Linked DNA regions of Homo sapiens: all the other regions are linked to region 1. A link is a contact called in ENCODE Hi-C or POLR2A ChIA-PET data. All regions are on one chromosome and are shown on one strand. Each heading gives the region's core, a stretch centred on a gene start or an enhancer-like site at or near the end of the contact. The rest is flanking DNA. Distances are from core to core; before and after follow the strand shown. Region 1 holds the start of NR1D1 (nuclear receptor subfamily 1 group D member 1). Region 2 holds the start of CCR7 (C-C motif chemokine receptor 7). Region 3 holds the start of PNMT (phenylethanolamine N-methyltransferase). Region 4 overlaps ERBB2 (erb-b2 receptor tyrosine kinase 2). Region 5 has its middle 16 kb from the start of GRB7. Region 6 overlaps IKZF3 (IKAROS family zinc finger 3).

Region 1 (3,096 bases), core at 298-2,797:
GGAGGCAGGCGGGGGCGGTGAGTCAGCCCAGCTTCACCCAGATCTCGGCGGGGCGGGGCAGGGCGGGAGCTGGGCCCTCAGCCGGCCTCACGTCCCTGCTCCACGTGTGCCTCTCGCACGTGGCTCCCCAACGAGGAACCCCGGAACTCGAGGCCCCGCCCTCCTCGCTTCCCGTCAATCGAGAGCAGTCGCCCCGCCTCCTACCCGCCCTTCCCCGGCCACCAGGTCGTGGGCTGGACCCCGAACGATAGCAGGGCCAGGACAACCTAGGGGAGGAGAGAAGGGAACACGCGTTGCCGGGGCGACCGGGGGGGCGGAGCTCATTATGTAACGAGGCCGGGAGGCAACGACCAATGGGGTGGCAGCCACGGCTTCTGCTGAATGAAAACAAACGCAGCACGTGGGCCCGGCTCTAGAGCCATGTGAGCCCTCCCGGCGGCCGGAGCCCTGTAGGTGCCCTCCCTCGGGCCGGGCACCACGCTCTGGACTCCTCAAGTGTCGCTCCCTCCTGTCACTGAGGATTCCCCAGTGAGATCCGAACGATTCTCCCAGCCCCTCCTTCCCTGAACCCCATCGCGCCACTCTTCTCAGATTCCCTCGCGCCTGCAGGAACTAGAGGAGGGGGAAGACAAGAGGGGAGGGGGTCCGTTTTCTGAGGCCAGGCATACTACAGCTGCAGGTAGTGGACAGATGGGGCCGTTTCGGGGCACTGTTCCAAAGCTCCCAGTCCCCCTAAATTCTTCGCTTCACCACCCGTACCTCCTCTCCATTTCCTCCTGCCCAGGGATTCGAGGCTCAAGGGAGCTTTGGGACTCTGAGGGGTGGTGATGGGGCGTTTCTGAGAGCATTTCCAGCCCGAACAAGCCGCTCTGGAAATCCCACACTAAAGCACCGCAGCACGTTAGCAAATCTCCGGGCCGAGGGACACCCCAGTCCCTTACAAAGTTCCTCTTTTTATAAGGCGTAGATGGAGGTGGGGAGACAGTGACAGGGAAAAGATGATAGTAAAGAAATCTCAGTACCTGTGTTGTTGTTGGAGTCCAGGGTCGTCATGTCTTCACCAGCTGAGAGCGGTCATTCAAACTGGACCTTGACTCAAACTAGAGGTTGCGATCGCCGCTGTTGCCCCCTGGGCACTGGCTAAGGGCGGGGAGTGGACCCCGCGACTCACGATCAGGATCCGAAGCACCCTGCAGCAAGGTCTTGGGGTGGCCGGACTGCAGCCCTGCAGAAGGGTTGGACGTTGAGGCAACGGAGTTCTGCTTTGCATGGGAAGAGCAGAGAGAGTGTGTAGGGGGAATCAGCCTGCAGTAGTTCTGGCTAGAAGGTAGCAAGGAGGGTCGGGTCTCTGCAGTGTACGGGGTGCCTCTGCCTGCCGGCTCCGCAGCGCTGCGGGGTGGCGAATCTGGAGCTCCCGGTGCAAAAGTCCCAGAGGAAGAGAGGTTGCAACCAGGAAGTAAGTAGGTGATGGGGAGAAACGGGGCACCGAGTCGCAAAGAGGCGAGACGTGTGCCCTGCTACGTTCCCTCGGCAGTAATATTTCACTCTGCCAATCTCAGCCGCCTTTTGCCCGAGCCTTTCCCTGGGACAGAGGGCTCTGCGCAGGCGCCAGCAGCCCAGGGTTCCCGGGCCGCACGCGGCACTGGAGCAGGTACCATGTGATCCCAGGGAGCGCCTCGTGCCCCAGTGACACACTTTTCCAACAGCCGGCACGTTGAGCTCTTGCGCGCCTGCGCAACGACAAGACTGTCGGGATTTGTAGTCCACCGACAAAGTGGGCGGACTGCGTGCCTTTCCCCTTTCTGCCTGGCAAAGCGCTTGCCGGGACCTGGGAGGAGCTGAGAGTGGGGTGGGGTGGGGTGCGCTGAAGAGTCAGGGTGGCGTGTTTAGAAAGCCTGTATGGCAGGGGCATGTGAATTTCTGGGGAGGGACTGGCAAGCTTGTTTGCTGTCTGGGAGATCAAAGCTAAGAGGCCCTTTCTGCAAACCTTGCAAACGTGAGGGCTTCACGTGATTGCAGGACTGACCTCGTCCTGAGGTTACTGGTGACCGGGAGAGAGAGAAGCCGGGGAGGGAGATTTCCCTGGAGTCAGGAGCTTAGGCTGCCCTCTGCTTCAGGGCAAAGTCCAGAGAAGGAAAGGAAATGTGACCCCCTTTCCCTTCTACTCGCCTTAGGGAGAACACCTCCAGGGGAAGGAGTTCCCACAGAGGTAGGGATGTCTGTAGGGACTCCCTGTTTGCTTGTATGACACCATTCCACCCACTCCAGTTGACTTTGGGGTGAGTCATTTCCCTTTGTCTGGGAAATAAAAAGGACAACAGAGGGGAACTAATAGTGAAAGTGCTTTGAGGTCCTAAAGTAATGGGGAAGAGGTGAGGCAGGGGGTGGGGGCAGAGTGACACCCCTGCCCCTCGGTGCTGGAGGATAAAATATGAATTCCACAGAAGATTACTACTCAGAGGGGAACATGTAGATCATCTTAAGCCTCCCTCTTTTTACTAGTGGGGAACAGGAAGCTTAGGAGAAGTGACCGACCCAAGGTCAGACGTCCATTGCTAGTTTCATCTGCCCACCCCGAATGGGAAGGTGGGTAGATGTACAAGTGAAATACTGAACAGGGGTTAGAAACAGCCAGCATTGCCGGGTGCTTTGGCTCATGCCTGTAATCCCAGCACTTTGTGAGGCTGAGGTGGGTTGATCACCTGAGGTCAGGAGTTTGAGACCAGCCTGACCAACACGGTGAAACCACGTCTCTACTAAAAATACAAAAATTAGCCGGATGTGGTGGTGGGTGCCTGTAATCCCAGCTAGTCAGGAGGCTGAGGCAGGAGAATCGCTAGAACCCGGGAGGTGGAGGTTGCAGTGAGCCGAGATCGCCATTGCACTCCGGCCTGGGGGATAGAGTGAGACTCTGTCTCCAAAACAAACAAACAAAAAACAGCCAGTATTTCGCTTCAGAGCAGCAACTGTCCCATGAGTAATAACAGATCTCAAGTAGAGGAGATCTATCATGTTAGAGGGCTTGGGTCATGGAGGGGATGGAAGCTTCTTAGGCAGCGAAGGGAGAGGGAGCCTGAGCCACCTGCTGCTCCCGCT
Region 2 (3,096 bases), core at 392-2,891, 460 kb after region 1:
TCCCAACCCCCTGTTCAGTCATGTAGATGGCTTGAAATCAATCAGCCAGGGTGGGAGAATTTACACCATGGAAATTGGCAAGCACTACAAATTCAGGACTTTCCCTCCACCCTGGAGTCAGCTACCAGTGCTCCACCCCGGGGAGCTGCTTTTCAAATGCCCAGTAGCACACCACTGGGCACTGCTTGGTTTCCTTCCTGGAGGCCAGTATGAAAGGCTGGAGCAGGGTCTTCTGTGGGTGACGTCTGTACTGTGGGATTGTGATGGGGGGTGGTGGAGGGGGTGCAGGGGAGTGGGATTTAAGGGTAGATTGGCTGGGAAATGAGGCATTTGGAAGAGATTTTCAAAAACTAAACTCTACGGAGTTCTTGATACGGTGTATTCATTCATTCCGCAGACATTTTCTCCTCACATCCTCAAAGCACCTGAACCTGCCTTTCAGGAGTTCACAGTCAGTGGGTGGGGTGACCACTTTAACCCTTTCACAGCTGTTTGCTGGGTCCAGATCCAGCGTTCAGGGCAGGCGGGAAAGTAAGAGATGAAATCAAGGAGGCTGTGGTGTGGCGAGGAGGGGTGTGAGGACAGCACCAGGGAACCTTCACTTTTTAAAGCCAACCCTTTGCGGCTTTGAGGCCGCCGTGGTGCATTGTTTGCTGGTGAGACAAGCCATCTAGGAACCTGGTCTTCTTAGCCTCAGCCTGGTCTGACTCCACAGCTGAGATTTATAAAGGGGGCGTCTGGAGCTGGATGAACCACTCAGAACACCCTCAGTGCTTCCCCTTGACCCCTTCTAGGTTAGACCTGAGAAAGGGCTTTCTAAAGAGTAGAGTTATCTGCCGGGGCAGAGTGCGTGAGGTTTGCTCAGGGGCAGGGGCTGTGCTGAAGGCCTGGCTATGATTTCTCCAAGCTGAGTGCCCCTTGCCATCCCATTCCATGTTGCCTGCCCGTTCCTTAACTTGCAAGAGGCAACAGCAAAGCCAGATCAAAGCAGGTGGGATGTGCAGCAGAGAGAAAGCAACCAGAGCTTGCATTTGCAATGCACCGCACCATTCTCACAACCCAGTCACGTTTCATTTGCATCTCCTCATGACCCCAAGTGGACAGGTATATGAATATTTGGCAGGGGAGAAAGGTGGGAATCAGAGAGTGGGTAAAAGGTCCTAAGCTCTCTAGGGAGAATTTCTCTGTTGAAACCTGTCCCCAGAGGTCCCAGAGGGCCTAACCTATCACCCTCATGATGAGAACAGGTTCTGCCAGACCACCAAGCCCAGCCCCGCCACTCTCTTATGTCCCTGCTGTTTTAGAAAGACATGATCTCGGCCCCTCCCTTGTCCCCACTGGCACCAAAGGCTGACCCCTTCTCCAGGTCTGAAAGGGCAGGTGCACCCCTCCTGGGACAGCAGGGGGCATTCTCTGGAAGTAGCTTCCAATGCCCACCAAATCAGAACTGATTTCTCCAGGAAGCACCCCTATGCGCTCCACCCGCATCCTCCACCCCCATTCCACAGGGTCAGTCTGGGTGTCCAAGACCCTGGTACTGTTCCTTCTCACATGAAGAGGCTCACTCACCCAGGTCCATGACGCTCTCTGGGCGGTAAAACCACACAGGAAGGCTGTGCCCGGCCTCGCACTACCCCTGTCTGGGGAGGAAGTGGTTCAAGCCCCTTTTAAGTTGTCGGAGAAGCCACCCTCTTCCCTGCCCCTCCCACCCTTGCTCCTCCCCCCAGCCCTCCCTGACTCATGCAGGGCCCCTTCAATGCCTTCAGAGATAAAGGGGCAGAAGAAAGGTGACAGAGGGTGACAGTCGCTGGTCATAGGATCCTGAATCATTAGGTCATTTACATTCAAAAAGCCCCCTGCGCTGCCTGGCAGAATCTAGATGAGGGGCCATTTACTGATTCAACAAATATTTATAGCATGAATATCACATGCCAGGCCATGGGTTAGATGTTGGGGAGTCAGAGATGTGTGAGAGAAGTGTCCCCATCCTTCCCTTGCTCTGCTCAGTGTCACAGTGGAATATAGTCCCAAATGGCTTTCCCTCTGGCTTCTGGGTAGTTTAGGCCAATGGGAGGCACTGACACATAATGACAGGTAAAAGGGAAGAGATATGCCACGATGTATCTTTTTTCTCCCCCCTTCCCCTCCCCTCCCCTCCCTCCCCTTTCCCTCTTCTCCCCTCCCTTCCTTTTCCTTTCTTAATGACAGCTTTATTGAGCTATAATCCACATCCCATAAAATTTACCTTTTTAAAGTATAGAATTCAATGGTTTTTGTATGTTCACAGAGTTATGCAACCATCACCACAATACATTTTAGAACATTTTTTCTCACTCCCTCTCAAGAACCCTGTAATCACTAGCAATGACTGCTCCCCTCCCCTCCTGTCATCGAAAGCCCCTGGCAACCACAAATCTACTTTCTGGCTCTATAGATTTTCCTATTCTGAACATTTCACATAAATAGAAGTATCAATATGTGACCTTCACATCTGGCTTCTTTCAGTTAGTGTTTTCAAGGTTACCTATGTGGTGGTATGGATCCATTCCCCATTCCTTTTTATGGCTGAATAACATTCCATTGTATGGATATGCCACATTTTGTTTGTCTGTCATCAGTTGGATGTTTGGGCTGTTTTCCCTTTTAGCTATTATGAATGATGCTGCTATAAATATTTATGTGCAAGTGTTTGTGTGGACATATGCTTTATTTCTCTTGGGTATATACCTAGAAGTGAAATTGTTGAGTCATATGGTAATTATATATTTAACATTTTGACGAACTATCAAACTGTTTTCCAAAGTGACTACACCATTTTGTTCCCATCAACAATGCGTGAGGGTTCCACATTGTCAACAAAACTTACTATTGTCCATTCTTTTGATTCTAGCCATCCTAGTGGCTGTAAAGTGGTATCTCATTGTGTTTTTTTTCTTTTTTCTTTTTTTTTTTTGGAGATGGAGTCTTACTCTGTTGCACAGGCTGGAGTGCAGTGGCACGATCTTGGCTTACTGCAGTCTCCACCTCCTGGGTTCAAGTGATTCTCCTGCCTCAGCCTCCCAAGTAGCTGGGACTACAGGCACGTGCCACCATGCC
Region 3 (3,096 bases), core at 597-3,096, 430 kb before region 1:
ATGCCCACTTCTGGGACCAGGCTCCGCATCTGAGCTAAATATGGCAGAGCTAATGGGTACACCCCATACTTGGGGTGGGGGTGGGGGCAGGACAGAGCTGTAAACAGGGTGCTGTCTCCAGTCTCCTTCCCGTACCCTGACCGCTGCCCAGTCCTGGCTTCTGTGTCCAGCCCCCTGGCACTGGGTGGTAACCAGCAAGCCAGCTGGCATCCGCATCCAGGGTTTGTTTCAATGATGTCTCGTGGAGAATATGGAGGGGCTGGTGCCAGGACTGTCCTTGGCTTTGCCTCGGGGTGTGAACGGGGTCAGTGACCTCTAAAACTAACCTGCCTCTCAGTTCTGAATCCAGACAGAATCAATCCTCAGCTGTGTCTCGCTCCACACCCCCTGCCCTGGAAGCCAGGGAAGGTTGGAGGTGCTAGGGGGTCAGGCTCCCCTCTGTGACCCCTGCAGCTGTTGTGGTGACTCATGTCCCAACCTAGCTGCCTCTCCCAAGGAGACTTTCCCCTGGGGACAAGGGGGAGGGAATGGCATGGAGGAGGCCCACATCAAGCGGGGCCAGGAACCCACGGTGGCAGGAGCTGGGCTGGTGACCTACCCAGGGCAGAAGGGCCCGGGACTCATCCAGAGGGGAAGGAAGGGGTCTTCAGGAAGACCACGGAGATGCCACAGGCAGAATTGGCTTCCCATCTGGGAGATAGGTGGGGAGACCCTGGCATTTTGACAGCCAGAACCTGGGGTGCTGAGCAGAATCTTCATGCCTGGCCTGGCCGCTCCTTCGGAGGGAAGCTGGAGGGTGGGCTGCGAGAGGAGTGGGGTCAGAGCCCCTACATCCGCAGGACCCCAAATCGGCTGGGCCCCAAGGCCCGGACTGCGCTCCCCGGTGGCCCCGGCGGCCCTCCGCGAATGCGTCCTGCCCCTCCCCTGCCCAAGCCCTCTGCCCTCACCCGGGTCCGGCGCCGCCCCCGAAGTGGCGGGAACAACCCGAACCCGAACCTTCTGTCCTCGGGAGCCCCCAGATAAGCGGCTGGGAACCCGCGGGGCCCGCAGGGGAGGCCCGGCTGTTCCGCCCGCTAAGTGCATTAGCACAGCTCACCTCCCCTATCGCGCCTGCCATCGGACGGGCAGTGCCGCGCCCTGCTCTGGGGCCCCCGGAGCGACCACAGCGGAGGCCGGAACGGACTGTCCTTTCTGGGGCGGGGTGGGGAGGGGGTGTCGCTGGAGGGCCCGGTGGCATAGCAACGGACGAGAGAGGCCTGGAGGAGGGGCGGGGAGGGGGAGTTGTGTGGCAGTTCTAAGGGAAGGGTGGGTGCTGGGACGGGTGTCCGGGAGGGAGGGGAGCCTGGCGGGGTCTGGGGCCTCGTCGCGGAGGGCGCTGCGAGGGGGAAACTGGGGAAAGGGCCTAATTCCCCAGTCTCCACCTCGAATCAGGAAAGAGAAGGGGCGGGCTGCTGGGCAAAAGAGGTGAATGGCTGCGGGGGGCTGGAGAAGAGAGATGGGAGGGGCCGGCCGGCGGGGGTGAGGGGGTCTAAAGATTGTGGGGGTGAGGAACTGAGGGTGGGGGGCGCCCAGAGGCGGGACTCGGGGCGGGGCAGGCGAGGCGGAGGGCGAGGGCTGCGGGAGCAAGTACGGAGCCGGGGGTGTGGGGGACGATTGCCGCTGCAGCCGCCGCCCCACTCACCTCCGGTGTGTCTGCAGCCCGGACACTAAGGGAGATGGATGAATGGGTGGGGAGGATGCGGCGCACATGGCCCCGGGCGGCTCGGCGGTCAGCTGCCGCCCCCACAGCGGACCGGTCGGGGCGGGGGTCGGGCGGTAGAAAAAAGGGCCGCGAGGCGAGCGGGGCACTGGGCGGACCGCGGCGGCAGCATGAGCGGCGCAGACCGTAGCCCCAATGCGGGCGCAGCCCCTGACTCGGCCCCGGGCCAGGCGGCGGTGGCTTCGGCCTACCAGCGCTTCGAGCCGCGCGCCTACCTCCGCAACAACTACGCGCCCCCTCGCGGGGACCTGTGCAACCCGAACGGCGTCGGGCCGTGGAAGCTGCGCTGCTTGGCGCAGACCTTCGCCACCGGTGAGCGGGGGAAACTGAGGCACGAGGGACAAGAGGTCGTCGGGGAGTGAAAGCAGGCGCAGGGAAATAAAAAGAAGGAAAGGGAGACAGACCAGGCGCCTAACAGATGGGGACCAAGAAACAAGAGATAGCTGAGAGGTGCAAACAGAAGAGAAAAAAGAGCAACATCCCTTAGGAGAGGGGCAGAGGAGAGAGAGGTGGAGAGAGGGGGCGGAGAGTGCTCAGAATTGAGAGCTAAGGTGGGGGATGCAGGACAGACTGAGGTGGAGATGCATAGGAGGAAATGGAGGCAGATGTGGGACAGGGGTGAGAAACTGCCAGGATTTCCTCGCTGAGCCTGGCTGGTAGGTATAGTTGTTTTCTTTCTTTTTCTTTATTTTATTTTCATTTATTTACTTATTTTTATTTTTTATTTGTTTTGAGACGGAGTTTCGCTCTTGTTGCCCAGGCTGGAGTACAATGGCGCCATCTCGGCTCACTGCAACCTCCGCCTCCCCGGTTCAAGCGATTCTCTTGCCTCAGCTTCCCTAGTAGCTGGGATTACAGGCATGCGCCCCCATGCCTGGCTAATTTATTTGTATTTTTAGTAGAGACGGGACTTCTCCATGTTGGTCAGGCTGGTCTCGAACTCCCAACCTTAGGATCCACCCACCCCGGCCTCCCAAAGTGCTGGGATTACAGGTGTGAGCCACTGCGCCCGGCCAGTAGGTATAGTCTTCTAGATGTGAAACCTGAGTCTCAGAGCGGTGAAGTTCCCTTCCGAAGGGCAGCCCATGTTGGAGCTGGGTTCAGTCTAACTCTGGGGCCAATGCTTTTTCCAGATGGAGACACATTTGCAGAGGAGAAGGAAGAACTAGAGAGAGGCAGGGAGATGCAGGGGAGGGAAGGGTAAGGAGGCAGGGGCTGCCTGGGCTGGCTGGCACCAGGACCCTCTTCCTCTGCCCTGCCCAGGTGAAGTGTCCGGACGCACCCTCATCGACATTGGTTCAGGCCCCACCGTGTACCAGCTGCTCAGTGCCTGCAGC
Region 4 (3,096 bases), core at 342-2,841, 390 kb before region 1:
ACGGGCGGATCACAAGGTCAGCAGTTCAGGACCAGCCTGGCCAACATGGTGAAACCCGCCTCAACTAAAAATACAAAAATTAGCCAGGTGTGGTGTCAGGCACCCGTAATCCCAGCTACTGAGGAGGCTGAGGCAGGAGAATTGCTTGAACCCGGGAGGCAGAGGTTGCAGTGAGCCGAGATTGCGCCACTGCACTCCAGCCTGGCGACAGGGCGAGACTCCATCTCAAAAAAAGAAAACCAATGGGACAGGGCAGATATGGGGACAATGGTAAGGAGATGGGAGAGTGGGAGGGAGGTGTCAGGAAGACCTTCTTGACTTCATGTAGGCTGGTGGGGGTGTTAGCCAGCAAGCCTCCAGTTCCCTGGGAACCGTTCTCAGGGTACCAATTTTACCACCTGTCTGCAAACACTTTAAGATTCTTAATCAGACTCAAATTGGCCACAAATCAGGTAAACAAACTCACTAGTGGGGTGGGGCTACCACCCGTTCTGACCCTCCAGCCCAACCCAGCCCAGCCACCCTGCCCTCCGTAGAGCCTGTGGTGTTTATCGGTGGCATTGGGAGAATTAGTGTGTATTTATGTTGGCGTGGGGTGTGGGGTGGATTTGTGTGTGTGCAGTTAGGCCTAGTGGAAGGAATGTGGGATCTGAAGGCAGGCCAGCCTGAGTTCCAGTCCTGCCTGTTGCTCACAAGCTTTATGAGGCGAGAGCTAACCCCTGCCAGCCTCAGTTGTCTTCTTTGCAAGATGGAGGTTGCAGCCCCAGTCTCTGGAGCATGTTATGCAGATCCACCGAGAGTGCCTGCCAGGCACACAGTAGGTGCTCAGCTCAGTTACTGTGGCGGCCCCCACTCCCCATTGTTGTTGTTTTCCTATTGCCTGGCGGCCACAGCTGGTATCCCTTGAAAAGGGCTACAGGGGGTGGAGTCGGACCCTGCCCCAGCCCTGTGGAGACCCTGGGCTTGGGCCAGGGCCTGGGGTCTGGGCCTGCAGACAGCTGTGTCTATAAAGCAGCTGAAGGGCTGAGGCCGGGGGAGGTCCTGGCAGCAGGGCGTTATTTTGGGCCTGGCCTGCCACCCCCAGCTCCTGTTTCTCTTGGGAGTCTGTTGGGGGAGGAAGTGTGGGGAAGAGGAGGGGGTGCAAGTGGGTGAGGCATGGAGTGGGGAGGCCTCCCTCAGGGACATGGACCCTTGAGTTCTATTTCTGTTCCTCCCTCCTGTTCCTCCCTCTTTGTCCTTATCTGCCTAGAGAGGTGGGAATAGAGGCCATTCTGAGTATCACTAGGAGACCACCAGTTTGTGGCCACTGGCCACTGGCCCAGGCAGGGAACCTGGGGGCTTGCCCTACCAGCCTCTCCCAGCAATCTGAAGGCAGGGGGTACCTCGTATTACCCCCTAGGATTTGACCTTAGGCTCCAACTTGCTGGGAGAGCAGTGCCTCTGGTGTCAGACCCCAAGCCAGCCCTTGTGCTGTCCCTGAATCTGCATGTAGCCTGTGGGAGGCGGAGCAGTGACCGGCAGGAATTCTGGGCAGCTCAGGCACCTGTGGGCCTGAGGGTGCCCTCTGCCCCCACCCTTCCGATCTCCTGGGCAAGACACGCCAGGTGATTCATCTCACCAGAGCAGAAAAACAAGTTCAACTGGGCACTTTAATCTCCCCTCACTGGCAGGCCTGGTGTGAGCTGCTACCCCGGCGCCCCTCACCAGGGGTGCTTTACCTCCTCTAGTATTCCTGACCTTAGTGGGCATTTCTGGTCTCAGGGATACCAGGCTGGGGTCCAAGTGGGCCAGGTGTGGCAGTTCAGCCCTATGCCCCATGGCTGATGGCTCGCGCTGGGCAGGTATGCAGGGCTGACGTAGTGCCTTTGTGGCAGCAGTTTCGTGGCACACATTCTGCCAGCTGGTTCTGGAGTCTTGCCCTGAGGAGGTGGCCAGGGTGAGGGTGCCAGCGCAGGAACCTTTGGCGCATGCTTCACCCTGGCCTGGGATCTGCAGCCTGGGTCCAGATGCCCACAACTGGAATCTGACGCTCCTTTTCTCTTCATGGGGGACTCCCAGAGGTCTCTGCAATGACCAGAGCCCCGGTTGTCCCATGCCTCAGCTGCAACTCCAGCTGACCCTCCTTCCCCACTCTCTGGGTGGCATTACGGGGGTGTGGATCCCTTGCCAAGAGGTTGGCATGTGGGTGTGCTGGAATGGCATAGGGAGAATGCACCGAGTTTGTTTGCTTGGGAGAGGGGCAGGGGGTATCCAGAAGATTCATGATTCGTCATCGCCTCTCTTGGGGGATTTTTACCCCTTTGCCCTGAGTTGTGCCTTTGGGACAAAGGAAGCCTTTCTTTGCCAGCCAACACCCTGTACTGGCGGGCGAGCTCCCCAGGGCTGGCACGCTGGGGCAGCCTCTGAATGCACAGGGTGGGCCTAGTCAGAAGAAGCCTTTCCCCTGAAATCCCTCTACTTCCCAAGCACGCAAGCTTTCTCCTGCTGTTAAACCTGCAGTGTGCAAGGGACATGGGCGGAGGGGTCCTTCAGTCAGGCTTCTCCCTGTCTGAGGTGGCATGACTTGGAGTGAGTTTGGATGGGGTGGCCAGGTCTGAGAAGGTCCCCCGCCAGTGTCCTCTGACCCATCTGCTCTCTCCTGCCAGTGTGCACCGGCACAGACATGAAGCTGCGGCTCCCTGCCAGTCCCGAGACCCACCTGGACATGCTCCGCCACCTCTACCAGGGCTGCCAGGTGGTGCAGGGAAACCTGGAACTCACCTACCTGCCCACCAATGCCAGCCTGTCCTTCCTGCAGGTGAGGCCCGTGGGCAACCCAGCCAGGCCCTGCCTCCAGCTGGGCTGAGCCCTCTGTTTACAGGTGGGTGGCAGAAGAAGGTGCCCTGCCCTTCTGTTTCCTCTCTTGTTGTGGTTTCTCAACCAGGAAGTCCTTTCTAACATCTAACCCCCATTCATTTTACTGCAGAATCAGTTGACTCTCTCTATAACGTGGCTGGCCGAGGTCATGTCTGGATGGGATGCGTCTGTGTTTCCGCTAAATCTTGTGCTCTCTTGCCAGCATGATCATGTCCCCTGTCCACCTGCTCCAGCCACTAT
Region 5 (3,096 bases), core at 305-2,804, 350 kb before region 1:
TGATGGGCACCTGGGGGGGCTGTTTAGCTGGAGTTTTTTTTGTTTCGCTTTTTTTGTTTTTGTGTTTTTTTTGAGACAAGTTTCGCTCTGTGGCCCAGGCTGGAGTGCAATGGTGTGATCTCGGTTTACCGCAACCTCCACCTCCTGGGTTCAAGCAATTCTCCTGCCTCAGCCTCCCAAGTAGCTGGGATTACAGACATGCACCACCACGCCCAGCAATTTTGTATTTTTAGTAGAGATGGGGTTTATCCACGTTGGTGAAGCTCGTCTCGAACTCCCGACTTCATGTGATCCGCCCGCCTCAGCCTCCCAAAGTGCTGGGATTACAGGTGTGAGCCACCGCGCCGGGCCTGGAGCTGCATTTTTGTTGTAAGCACTTTGTTCTTACTTGGATTAGGTTTATTTTAGGGTGGTTTGGGGCAGACTGAGGGAGATTGGAAGGCAGAAACCACCCCCTCAGGACAACCACGTGGATCTCCTTAGGGTCTGGGTAGTGGAACTGGGCCCTGTGACCTTGGAGTTGGAGGGGAAGCTGTAAGCAGGGATGGAACGGGCCACCCGCACCCTCACACAGCTGTGACCAACAGGCACGGTCATCCGCATTCACCTGCCCAACTCCCATGCCCTGAGTCCTGTCCTCCAGGGCATTCCTACTGGCACTACCCCAATTTCCCAAAAGATTCCAGGGATCTCTCTCTCGCTCTCTCTTTTTTTTTTTTTACAGTCTCACTCTGTTGCCCAGGCTGGAGTGCAGTGGCTGATCTCAGCTCACTGCAACCTCCACCCCCTGGGTTCAAGCGATTTTCCTGCCTCAGCCTCTTGAGTAGTTTGGGATTACAGGCGTGCGCCACCACGCCCAGCTAATTTTTGTATTTTTAGTAGACGGGGTTTTGCCATGTTGGCCAGACTGATCTCAAACTCCTGACCTCAAGTGATCCTCCCGCTTTGGCCTCCCAAGGGAGGGTTCCTTCCTCCCAGGCTGAGGCACCCTGCCCCACACATCTACTGGAGGAACTTAGTGTTGGGGCCAGGGGGTGGCTGGGTAAGGCTGGATCCCACACTTGTCAGGCCAGGTTGGGGTAGGGGAGGATACACGGGGGACCCGTCTCTCAGCCGTTCTGGGCCGGTGCCTGAGGCGATCTGCCCCGCCGCCCGCCCTTCCGCCACCACCCAAGTCGCATGCGCGCGCCGGGGCCGACGGGCGCCAGGCTCCACCGAGCCACCCTCCGTCGTGGCGGCCCCTCGTGCCTCTGCGGAGGGAAGGCCGCCGGCTTCGCCAGGGGGCGCGCGTCGGGGTCGCGGCTCTTTGAACTCGGCCCCACGAGGGGACGCGCCATCGGTTTCGTGGCTTGCGTGGCGCCGCAGCAACGAGCCGGTCGCCCCGGGGCGTTGCTTAGTCCGGGCCTCGCTGCGAGTCTGTGGGCGAGGCGGGAGGTGCTTCCTTGGCCAGGCGGGTGGAGGAAGGTGTGGGCGCCGCATCCCAGCGTCGCGGAGCCTCCAGGCGCGGGCAGGCGAGACTGGCGTGCAGCGCGACGGCCTAGTCCCGGCGTCCCACCGTCCCCCACTCCCGCAGGCGCCGAGCCGATTCAGCCGCGCGGCTGCAGTGACACCCAGCGGCCGTCGCGGGAAGTGCGGTCGCCGCGGCCAGGCCTCCGGGGCTCCTGTCTCTCGAGGTTCCCACCCCGGTTACGCGCGGGCACCCCGGAGGAGAGCGGCCGCGCGCTGCAGATGCCCGCGGGGGCACTTCCCCTGCCCCTCCCCCGTTTCCTCCCCGCAGGCGCCCGAGCGCCGGGAGATCCTGCGCAGCGGCAGTGCCCGGAAGGGCGGGGCGGGGTGCAGCAGCGGCGCTGGGCTGTGACCCGGGCAGTTTCACTTCTGGATCCTGCTCGGGCTGTGATAGGACAGCGCGGGGGCAGCGGGGGAACACGCGGGCACGCCGAGATCCGGCGCTCGGGACCCCGATGAGGGGAGGCCTTTCACTCCTGGGGTGTCACGCGACCCACGCTTTCCTCCATGTCCACTCCCACCCCCCATGGGTTCCACTTTGCTGTCCCCCGAGCTGCCGCTCCTCCCCAGCAGACACCGTCTCCGCCGGGGCTGCCGACCCCCGGAGAGGCCCCGAGCGGCGTGGGCGGCGGGAGGAGGGAGCTGTGAAGCCGCAGGCAGGGGGTTAGGCTGCGGGCTGCTGAGACGCCGAGCTGTTTCTCAGAAGTGCAGCTGCCCCTCCCCTCACACCCCCCTCACTCCCACCGCGCGCCGCACCCCTGCCCCCTCTCCGCCGGCCTCCCTTTCCTCTCCCAGGCACCCTAGCCGGGAATCTGGGGTCTGGGTCCACGCAGAATTAAGAGGAGAACCTGAGAAAGGGCGGGGGCCGGGGGTTCAGACCCAGCCTCAGCGCGCGTTATTCCGAGCCTCCTATAATTCCACAGGTGAGGGGATCCTGTCCCCTACCCCTGGGGTCCAGGATTGGAATTTGATAGAACAGTTAGGAAAATGACATCTTGAGAGAGTCAGGGCCCGGCCACTATTACTCTAGCTCCAGCGTCCAGTGAGGAGAGGAGAGAGAGGGAAGACCTGGAGCCCGGCTGGTGCAGTGAGGTTGAGGCCTGTCTTAGGAGTACCAGCTGGAAGGCCCTTCAGAGATCCCTGACTCTGGGGAAAATCAACGCCCAGAAGGGGAAGTCAAGTGTCTGGGCTCATCCCGAGAGGGAGAGGGCTGGGATTGGAACCAGGACTCCAAATAGTTGCGGGAGTCTGCGACTGTCTTTTGCTTGGGACTTCAGAGCTTTGCTGGATTCACTGACTCAGCCTGCTTTCCCTCAACACACACAAACACACACACACGAGACACGTGCACGCGCGCACACACACAGATACACAGACACACACAGACAGACATGCAAGGAGAGAGACAGGCACACATGGAGACAGACACGCACACGCAAAGAGACACACAGCTCCCCAGGAGTCTAGCGGGGCAGCTGAGGTCTGTGAGTGAGACATTCTCAGTGAGACACTGAGAATGCAATTCCAGTGGGGGTGGGATGGGGATTGGGCGGTGGAAGGACAAGCCCGGGGGAGGAGGTGGCATCGCCC
Region 6 (3,096 bases), core at 419-2,918, 260 kb before region 1:
GCCAAGGCAGGAGGATTGCTTGATACCAGGAGTTCAAGACTAGCCTGGGCAACATAGTGAGACCCTGTCTCTACAAAAAAATATTAAAATTAGAAGGGTGTGGTGAAGTGTGCCTGTAGTCCTAGCTACTCAGGAGGCTGAAGCAGGAGAATCACTTGAACTCACAAGTTCAAGGCTACAGTGAGCTATGAAGGTGCCACTGCACTCCAGCCTGGATGACAACAAAGCAAAAAAAAAAAAAAAAAAAAAAAACCAGATAAAATATAGATGTAAATGTGTGTATATGGGTATACATAAATACAGTCCCTTTCCCCGTTCACTGAGAGCACCTAGGAACAGTGAAACTACAATAGCGTCTAGATATTAACTTCTAAATATTATTCTCCATTTAAAGGAATGAGGCTCCCTGAAGAAATGGTTTACTCCAAGATGGGCATAGTGGCTCACTCCTATAATCCCAACACTTTGGGAGGCTGAGGCAGGTGGATCATTTGAGGCCCGCCTCAGCCTCAAGTGTTTGAGACAAGACTGGCCAACATGGCGAAACCCCATCTCTACCAGAAATACAAAAATTAGCCAGGCATGGTGGCGCATGCCTGTAGTACTAGCTACTGGGGTGGCTAAGGCATGAGAATTGAAAGTATAAGTCGGGAACATTTTGCTGTGCCAGAAAGCAAGGAAGTGCTCACAGAATGAAGTGGATATCTTAAAAGTATAGAGCAGTCATCCTGAAGGGGTTTCCATTGGCCAAATCTGGGACAAGGGAGCATAAAATAATAATAGTATTAGACTATAACTCATTGGGAAAAAAACAGAAATTCATGAGTACATTCTGAGTACATTATTCATGAGTACATTATTCATGTACAAATTCATGAGTATATTATTAACATTCTGATGTTAATAAATGAATAAATTAAAAGTGTGGTGACAGATGGGATATTTATATAGTTTCAAAGTGCTTCTCTCCAAAAATACTTATTAATTACAAGGTTGAAAGAAAAGAGCACCTATATAATGGAAAAGCCTGTTCGATATCACTGTAACTGAGCAAAGTTACATGTGGTCATCATCAGTAATGGGACAAACAAAAATTATGTGCCTTCTGATAGTGAGTAGAACACAGCATCACTTCTGTGATATTCCTGCCAAATATGCAAAACACAAATCAAACCATAAAGAAACAACCAAACTCGAATTTGCAGGGATAGTTTACAAAGCAGCTGGCTTATAATCCTCAAAAGTTTCAAGGTCATGAAAGACTGAAGAACTGTTCCAGACTGAAGGAGAGGAAAGAGACATGACAACGAAAAGCAATGTGTGATCCTGAACCGAAATATCTTGTGGTAAAGAACATCACAGAAGCAACTGGAGAAACTTGAATGGGGTCTGAGGATTGAATGGTAGTAATGTTGATTTCCTGGTTTTGATGATTTTATTGTGAAGGCAGGGCACATACTCTAAAGCATAGGACAGGGATAGAGCACCGTGTCAGCAACTTACTTTAAAAACTTGCAGAAAAAAAGTTTTTTTGTGCTGTATTGCAACTTTTCTGTAAGTTCGATAGTGTTTTTTAAAAACGCTAACTATGAAACTTTCAACTGCATGCTGAAAAGATTCTTAACGGAGGGAAAAAAAAAAAGAAAGAACGAAAACTAGCTCAAAGCTTTCACATGAGCAACCTTCATGTGGGAACATCTTTTAGTCACTACACAGAAAGATGGCTTTTGATTTGGTGAACTAAAGGCAAAAGGTCTTGGTCCCCTGAATATTTTAAACCCTCTGACATTTAAATAGCTCTCAATATTTTTAAAGTGTCCTTTGTGTACTGTAAATAGCACCAGAAGTAACTGAGTGTAGTTTCGAAGAGAAAAATGAGATTCTGACTACCTTAGCATTCATAACAGGAAAATCGCTTGAACACGGGGGGCAGAGGTTACAGTGAGCCGAGATGGCACCACTGCACTCCAGCCTGGGCGACAGAGTGAGACTCCGTCTTTTAAAAAAAAAAAAAAAAAGAGATAGGAAAACCATCTGTGATCAGGTCACATGAATGTTCTTATTAGCTACTAAATTAAAACACAACAACAAGATAGATTGAAGTGTATTTCCCCCCTAAACTTCAAGGTATTTATAAGAACATGAAGCCCATTCAAAGACAGGAGTGGACAGATGGTGAAGGAACTCCCAAATGAAGACCAGAAACTTGTTAAATATTTCTAAATGCAGCAAAAACATCTTAGTTTTTAATTAATCATTTTGTAACTTCTTTACACTTCAGTCCCCCCTAACAAATCCACAAAAAGTTTCCATTTGATGGGGTCTACTGTGGTCTTTTTAATGTGTAGGCAGTCAACATAGCTTTGAAATATTTTCCAAAAGAATGCTCTACAAAGTTAAGTAGGAAGAGTCCCTATATTGCTTTTGATAGAAATATAGTTTCCTGTACTGATGTTTATACATATCTGGGGCAAATGATGGAAGAATCTTGGAGTGGGTTAATTTTGTTGAAATATAAATCTCATCAATTGTCTACATTTCTCCTGTTATTTGAACAGGGAAAGCATGCTCCTGCCTCAAGGCCTTTGCATTTACCCTTCCCCCTGACTATAATGCTTTCCTCTTAGAAGCCACTTGGCTCAATTTCTCTTTTCATTCAAGTATCTGCTTAAAAGTCACCTATTCAAACAAGGTTTACCTAATTACCCTACATAAAATGTCATCTTCCATTGTCATTTTCTTTCCTCTTACCTGCTTTATTTTTCTTTATAAAATTTTTTCATTATCACCATCATTCATTTTTTTGGGGGGGACAGAGTCTTGTTTTTTTATTTTTTATTTTTTTGCTCTTGTTGCCCAGGCTGGAGTGCAATGGTGCGATCTCGGTTCACGGCAACCTCCGCCTGCCCAGTTCAAGCGATTCTCCTGCCTTAGCCTCCCAAGTAGCTGGGATTACAGGCATGCGACACCATGCTCAACTAATTTTGTATTTTTAGTAGAGATGGGGTTTCTCCATGTTGGTCAGGCTGGTCTCGAACTCCTGACCTCAGGTAATCCGCCTGCCTCAGGCTCCCAGATCACCATCACTCATTTTTT

What was found. A loop is a pair of places that touch in the nucleus more often than their neighbours do. ChIA-PET counts read pairs that join two places held with the same protein, here RNA polymerase II (POLR2A). Pooled maps may share reads with other maps.
Region 2: a loop to region 1 is called in a pooled map, with 7 times the contacts of the local background. The contact joins the promoter of CCR7 here to the promoter of NR1D1 in region 1. A Hi-C loop is called at or near these places in 1 of 37 single-sample maps with no recorded cell type and 7 of 50 pooled maps. POLR2A ChIA-PET finds 5 or more read pairs at or near these places in 2 of 52 experiments (HepG2 and WTC11).
Region 3: a pooled map shows a loop between it and region 1 (3-fold over the local background). The contact joins the promoter of PNMT here to the promoter of NR1D1 in region 1. A Hi-C loop is called at or near these places in 2 of 50 pooled maps. POLR2A ChIA-PET finds 5 or more read pairs at or near these places in 3 of 52 experiments (WTC11, activated CD4-positive, alpha-beta T cell and activated CD8-positive, alpha-beta memory T cell).
Region 4: a loop to region 1 is called in a map of Calu3, with 2.7 times the contacts of the local background. The contact joins the enhancer-like site here to the promoter of NR1D1 in region 1. A Hi-C loop is called at or near these places in 1 of 168 maps with a recorded cell type or tissue (Calu3) and 2 of 50 pooled maps. POLR2A ChIA-PET finds 5 or more read pairs at or near these places in 1 of 52 experiments (HepG2).
Region 5: a map with no recorded cell type shows a loop between it and region 1 (19-fold over the local background). The contact joins the enhancer-like site here to the promoter of NR1D1 in region 1. A Hi-C loop is called at or near these places in 11 of 37 single-sample maps with no recorded cell type and 10 of 50 pooled maps. POLR2A ChIA-PET finds 5 or more read pairs at or near these places in 1 of 52 experiments (naive thymus-derived CD4-positive, alpha-beta T cell).
Region 6: a loop to region 1 is called in a pooled map, with 3 times the contacts of the local background. The contact joins the enhancer-like site here to the promoter of NR1D1 in region 1. A Hi-C loop is called at or near these places in 1 of 50 pooled maps. POLR2A ChIA-PET finds 5 or more read pairs at or near these places in 3 of 52 experiments (WTC11, activated CD4-positive, alpha-beta T cell and endothelial cell of umbilical vein).

The regions. Positions count from the first base shown.
Region 1 is chr17:40,099,042-40,102,137 of GRCh38, forward strand. NR1D1 (nuclear receptor subfamily 1 group D member 1) reads right to left here and starts at 1,548. Exons shown (of 8, transcript NM_021724.5): 1 at 1,023-1,548. The coding sequence starts at 1,053. RefSeq lists enhancers at 1-891, 1-794, 795-1,778, 1,244-1,313, 1,794-1,913 and silencers at 13-362, 373-462.
Region 2 is chr17:40,563,831-40,566,926 of GRCh38, forward strand. It overlaps CCR7 (C-C motif chemokine receptor 7), which reads right to left and starts at 1,642. Exons shown (of 3, transcript NM_001838.4): 1 at 1,570-1,642. The coding sequence starts at 1,579. RefSeq lists an enhancer at 281-1,197.
Region 3 is chr17:39,666,607-39,669,702 of GRCh38, forward strand. It overlaps PNMT (phenylethanolamine N-methyltransferase), which reads left to right and starts at 1,847. Exons shown (of 3, transcript NM_002686.4): 1 at 1,847-2,071; 2 at 3,023-3,096. The coding sequence starts at 1,870. RefSeq lists enhancers at 1-637, 2,071-2,230 and a silencer at 1,681-1,930.
Region 4 is chr17:39,704,345-39,707,440 of GRCh38, forward strand. It overlaps ERBB2 (erb-b2 receptor tyrosine kinase 2), which reads left to right. Exons shown (of 27, transcript NM_004448.4): 2 at 2,646-2,797. Among named protein-coding and RNA genes, the nearest start is that of ERBB2, 5.8 kb to the left of the region's middle. RefSeq lists an enhancer at 450-1,322. Within about 2 kb of position 1,592, at least 22 of the 41 ENCODE cell types and tissues checked have a DNase peak (open chromatin) inside an H3K27ac peak, as active enhancers do.
Region 5 is chr17:39,752,742-39,755,837 of GRCh38, forward strand. No RefSeq gene overlaps it. Among named protein-coding and RNA genes, the nearest start is that of GRB7, 16 kb to the left of the region's middle. RefSeq lists silencers at 1,180-1,319, 1,360-1,409, 1,550-2,279 and an enhancer at 2,770-2,819. Within about 2 kb of position 1,555, at least 35 of the 41 ENCODE cell types and tissues checked have a DNase peak (open chromatin) inside an H3K27ac peak, as active enhancers do.
Region 6 is chr17:39,841,808-39,844,903 of GRCh38, forward strand. All of the region lies in intron 1 of IKZF3 (IKAROS family zinc finger 3), which reads right to left. Among named protein-coding and RNA genes, the nearest start is that of IKZF3, 21 kb to the right of the region's middle. Within about 2 kb of position 1,669, at least 3 of the 41 ENCODE cell types and tissues checked have a DNase peak (open chromatin) inside an H3K27ac peak, as active enhancers do.